Regions from separate parts of the Homo sapiens genome. Here region 1 is linked to region 2. Evidence: chromatin loops called from intact Hi-C (ENCODE). Cell type or tissue: mammary epithelial cell. All regions are shown on one strand. Each heading gives the region's core, and the rest is flanking DNA. Links, peaks and the distances in the headings are about the cores only.

Region 1 (2,812 bases), core at 89-2,588, 160 kb before region 2:
AGTCCCAGCTACTTGGGAGGCTGAGGCATGAGAATCGCTTGGACCTGGGAGGTGGAGGTTGCAATGAGCTGAGATTGTGCCACTGCACTCCAGTCTGGGCTACAGAGCAAGACTCTGTCTCAAACCCCCTCCCCCAAACCCCACAATATTTAGTCTTCCAGTCCATGGAAAAGATGTTTTTCTATTTATTTAGGTCTTCTTTAATTTCTTTCAATGATGTTTTACAGTTTTTAGTTCAAGTCTTGTACTTCTTTTGTTAAATATATTCATCTGTATTTTATTCTTTTTGATGCTATTGTAATTGCAATAGTTTTCTTGTTTCATTTTTGAATTGTTTGTTAGTACATAGACATACAATTGAGTTTTGAATATTGATGTATTCTACAACTTTACTAAATGTGTTATTTTCAATTGTTTGTGTGTAAATTCCTTAAGATTTTCTATATACAAGACTATGTCTTCTGTGAATAGAGATTACTTTTTCATTTCTGATCTGGATGCCTTTTATTTTGTTTTAGCTTAATTGCCTTGGCTAAAACCTCCAGTACAAGTTGAACTGAAGTGGTGAGAAGGAACATCTTACTCTTGTTCCTGACCTTAGGGTATAAGCATGCAGTATTTCACTATTAAGTGTGGTGTTAGTTGTGAGTTTTCATAAACTGCTTTTATCAGATTGAGGAAATTCCTTCTATTCCTGGTTTGTTGAGTGTTTTTATTGAAAAATGACATTGTATTTTGTCTAGTACTTTTTCTGTGCCTATTGAGATAATCATATGGTTTTTGTCCTTTATTCTGTTAATATGGTACCTTACATTGATTGATTTTCAGATGCTAAACGGACTTTGCATTCTTGGAATAAATCCCACTTGGTCATGGTTTATAATCCTTTTTATAGGTTGCTGGATTTGGTTTGCCAGTATTTTTTTGAGGATTTCTGTGTCTCTATTCATAAAAGATGTTGGTCTATAGTTTTCTTTTCTTGTAATATCTTTGTCTGGTTTTGGTGTCAGGGTAACACTGGCCTCATAGAATGAGTTAGGAAGTGTTCCCTTCTCTTCTATTTTCTAAAGCATTTGTAAAGGATTGGTGCTAATTCTTCTTTAAGCGCTCAGGATGAGGACTTGACATGTGGATATAACCAAGGAAGCACAAAATAATGAAGAAGAGTGCTAGCTTTCAGGAGCTGAGAGGAATGGGGCAGTGATATTTCTGAAGATATCAAGAGAAGGGAGAATTGACAGACAAGGCTTCGCTGGAGGAGAAAAGGAAGTTTGTGCAGAAATACCATCAAAGGCACTCCTTCCTGCTGCCAAGGGCTCTTGCATCTTGTAGAAAGGCTCCAGATTACAAGATGACCTCATTCCGCAGAAGAAATTCTCCAACCGGGCAAATATTTCCTTGCTCTTAGGCCAGTTTGAGCTTGCTTAGAAGTGTTAGTTCTGTTGGCCTCCCCTGCGCTTTCTTCATCCATGGGTGTGTAACACAGGCTCTTTGAACATCAAGAACAGTGCTTCCCAGTGCTGGTCTTGACATGTCCCAAGGTGTCTTCGGTTATTTCAGGGGGTGTCTTGTAATTCCCAGAATTAGTTTACTTTAAATTTATTTTAAAAAGAGCTATATACCATTTCAGATGTTCCTTTGTGGTAGACGTGTCATGAGAGGCAGTATGGGAAGATATGTGTCACAGAAGGGAAACGAAGCAAGATATTACAACTTATAAAAGACTGAGAATCTCAGATCTCGGGTGTTTGGAAGTGTTCACTCTGTCCTAATCACTGATTTGTCCCAGTGTTTGGAAGAGGTTCTGGCACATCAGAGTAGAAGTTCAATAAATATTTGTTAAATGAGAAACTATGGAATCAATTATTCTAAAACTCTGTGTGTGTGTATGGGAGAGCAGACATTATGTGGCGAGTATCTAAATAGGTACAAAATGATAAAGATATCATTGTCCCCAAAGGAAGTGGCAAGTATGAACATGCAGGTAGTAGATGGATGTGTATGGTAGCCTTAGGTCCTAGACTTTTCCAACAGCCCTAATTTAAGATATTTTCCTTTATTACTCCTTAAGAAAATAATTCTTATCAGAACTGCTTTTTGCTTTGTAAAATATCCTCACTGTGAAAGGCAGAGGCCTTCTCTGTGTAGATTGTGGCTGTGATGGAGCAGTGGTCAGCATATGTGAGCTGTGGCATATTAAAGAGAACACTCCACTTGGAATCAGAAGGTGCCAGTCCCACCTTGATGAGTTGCCACATAGGTGGGATCACCATAAACATTTATAAACACATAAGGAAACAATCCACCATGAAGGAGAGTCAGCCAACACAGGAAGCAGGGTAAGTGGCACCCCATGAACATAAGAGATCAGAATTGTTGGTTAAGGACTCTGCTAAGTATGCTTAAAATGATTAAAGAAATAAAATTAGCAAGGGAAATTATAAGAGTAAGACTCTATTTAAAAGAAAGAACATATAGATTTAAAAAGAACAAATGAGATTTAGAGAAATAAAATTAAATTTATTGAAATTAACATTTTAATGTATCAGCTATGTTCACTTTAAAAGGAGTTTAATATTACTTGGTAAAATTGAAGATGTGTGTACCCTATCTCTTAAAAATGTTGTAAGTACAAAGGCAAACACTAGAACAAAAATACAAGCCTTCCTAAATATTCAAAGATATTTATAAATTATAATAGCAAAGACAACAACAGCATGAAGAAAGAGAAACAGTAGATATACATAATATACATGGTGATTACAATATAAAATAATATATTGAAGTTGAGACCACAAATATGAATCTTATC
Region 2 (2,812 bases), core at 204-2,703:
TGGCGCTGAGCCATTCATGAGGGATCTGCCTCCATGATCCAAATCCCTCCCACCAGGCCCCACCTCCAACGCTGGGGATTACCTTTCAATGTGAGATTTGGAGGGGACAAACATGTGAACTGTATCAGAGCTTTATATAGTAAGTGGGCAAAATAAATTTATACTCCAAATTCTTATTAGGTGGAATATTGGCTTTGATTTCTATCAGATAACTTATTTTTTTTATACCTAGAGACTCAGCAGAGAAAAGCCTCATTGTCATCTCTCTTGTCCAATGGGTAGAATTTATTAATTCTTTCACTTCACTTGCAGCCTTTTACAGTTCTAGCTTTATGCATAGGTTTAATGTGTAGGAGTTCCCAATTGCTACTCTCCTGGACTGGAGGTCTTGTCGTTTGTGCCCTGGTGAGTGTTAAAAAATCTAAGCTCTTACCTGCTAAAGGGTTTGATCCCACTTCCTCCCCACCCCAACTACCTCTCATCCTGCTGCCACCTATTAGCTTGTTCATCTTCCTCTCTGGCTGTCAGCTACCTCTTCGCGTTGGTACCTGGGGACATTTCTCTCTGTTTTCACAAGCTCAGCCAGGAGTGTGAGTTTTAATTGCTGCCTAGTCTACCATTTTGCCATGCACAATCTCTCTCCCATGCCATAAGACTCTCTAAAATTACACTGGGGAAAATACTGACTAGACACGTTATTATTAGGGAATGTCACTTTATTATTAATACCTATGCTAAACTGGATTTGGCTGTGATCGTATAGGCCTAGTTAAAATCAGTTCCACTATTTAAAAATCTTAATCACGCTTAGGCTTCTCTCTTTCTATTTTTGAAGCACATCCATTCTTATAACCTTGAATTTTATGGGACGCTAGAAAAAATTATTGGCATTTTAGAATAAATAAATCATATAATGTTGTGCCAAAACAGATAGAGTGTTTCTTATGTTTCTAAAGAGTGGAAAAAGGACCAACTCTTTTTCTGGGGTTTTATATATACATATATATTTATATTGTGTTTATTTTATTTCTTTTTCCATGATTATATTCTTGTGGAAATGAGGAAATCATTAACAGTGAAACTACTGTTTCATCCAAAATACAGTGTTCTAATGGTCTGTTTTCTAAATGAAGCTTCTATGAATAAAAGCAAGGCCGCTATATAGCCATTTAGTTGCTAACAAATGACCTGGTTAGTGCCACCCATGATTTCTTCTTTAATTAGATTGCAAATTTTGTGTTTAAAAATGGGAGCAGTAAGTAAATGCTAATTTGTAGTTCCTCAGAGGGAGAATTGTGATGTAAAAATTAGGATATAAAATGAGAGGATACCGCAGGGCAGGAGGGTAATGGCACTTGGGCCACCATAGGGCAGGCCCTGCCAGGCTGCTTTTCATTCAAGTAAATTTTGCAACTCAAAGTACTGGGTATGGAAGGCGTGCCACATAGTACAGTGTTTAATCATGTAAGTTTATTCTTTCTTCATTCAATAAACATATATTGTGCATGTGCTCTGTATTGGGTCCCATGGTGGATGACAGAGGCTCAGAGGTGAATGAGCTGCCTTTTGGGAGTGCCAGCCTCATCTGTGGCCTTGGACTGCTGGTTCTGTGCTGCCAATCTGGGTCACTCTCTTCCCACACCATTTTGGAGGGGTCTCTCCTTTGCTGTCCAGTTTCTTCTGCCTGCTCCTGAAGACATGAACTAAATTATATTTCTTCTCTTAAGATGTTCCTTACCACTGCAGCTCAGAGTAATCCTTGCCTCTTTGAACTCATTTTATTTATGGCTGGTGCTACCCAGCATATCTTTTTATTCCCACATGCATGTTAGTTGGAGAATAGATGGATGAATGAATGAATGAATGAATGAATGAACGAACAAAGGTGGTGCCTTTTGTTTGGATTCAATTTTCACTCACTTAATAGGATCATATTGACAGGGCATTCCTAGACTTATTTTGACCTTTCTTGAAGGATGATTCATTCTACCACTTACTAATAATTATCATAAAAGCTAACATTTATATGCTTGCTGCTTACCATGTGACAAATGTTGCACTAAATGCTTTCTACATATTAACTCATTTACTCCTCACAGCAATCCTACAAAGTGGGCACTATTATTATTCCCATTTTGCAGATGAGGAAACTAAGAAGCAGAGAGGTTAAGGAATGTACCCAGAATTACATATTAAGTTGCAGAGCTGGGATTTGCATCAGGCAGTCTAGCAATTTCATCATGAGTTATGATTTAGAATCAAACTAGCTAAGGTTGACAATTCATTCTGCCTCTCTAATGCTTCAGGTTCATCATCTGTGAAATGAGAATCATTCAATGGCTTACTGGGGGCGTTAGATGAATTAACATATGCTAAACACTAAGCCAGCAAATATCCATGACATTAGTTCCATCCATTTCTTCTTACCACTGGCCACATGGAACTTACACTCTGGGTCTAGAAAGCATGTATGTGCCCCTGGATGGCTCAGCAGCTGTCTCCACCAACTTTGAGATCTTGGCTGTGATTAAAATCTTTTTCCTTGACTCTGCCTTTTCTGGAAGACTGTCTTTTGGAATGGGGGCAGTTGGGGTAGGATTAAAAAACACTTTCTGAGTAAATACCCCTTCAGTTCTTCTTCTCACTATTGTATGTATTTTTATATTTATCTATTTTGCCTTGTTTCAGAAATGGATTTAAGGTAAGCTAGAAAGATGTAGACAGTTCTGTAGGATAAAATGAATATGCAAATGCTAAAAATAAAAGAAAAAATATAAGTAAGAAAGAACAGGGGAGCCAGGAGTGGGGCTGG

Evidence for each region. A loop is a pair of places that touch in the nucleus more often than their neighbours do. Peaks named below come from ENCODE experiments on the same cell type or tissue, not always from the same donor. Only the 100,000 strongest peaks of a DNase experiment are listed, where the experiment ranks them.
Region 1: it touches region 2 in a loop (6-fold over the local background); 2 of 110 quality-filtered maps call a loop at or near these places.

The regions. Positions count from the first base shown.
Region 1 is chrX:44,351,556-44,354,367 of GRCh38, reverse strand. No RefSeq gene overlaps it. Among named protein-coding and RNA genes, the nearest start is that of EFHC2, 9.3 kb to the right of the region's middle. In mammary epithelial cell, for the core only: no CTCF peak of the experiment used is centred there; a DNase peak (open chromatin) is centred at 1,437; H3K27ac peaks cover 934 bases.
Region 2 is chrX:44,196,354-44,199,165 of GRCh38, reverse strand. The region is part of intron 11 of EFHC2 (EF-hand domain containing 2); the gene reads left to right. Among named protein-coding and RNA genes, the nearest start is that of EFHC2, 150 kb to the left of the region's middle. In mammary epithelial cell, for the core only: no CTCF peak of the experiment used is centred there; no DNase peak of the experiment used is centred there.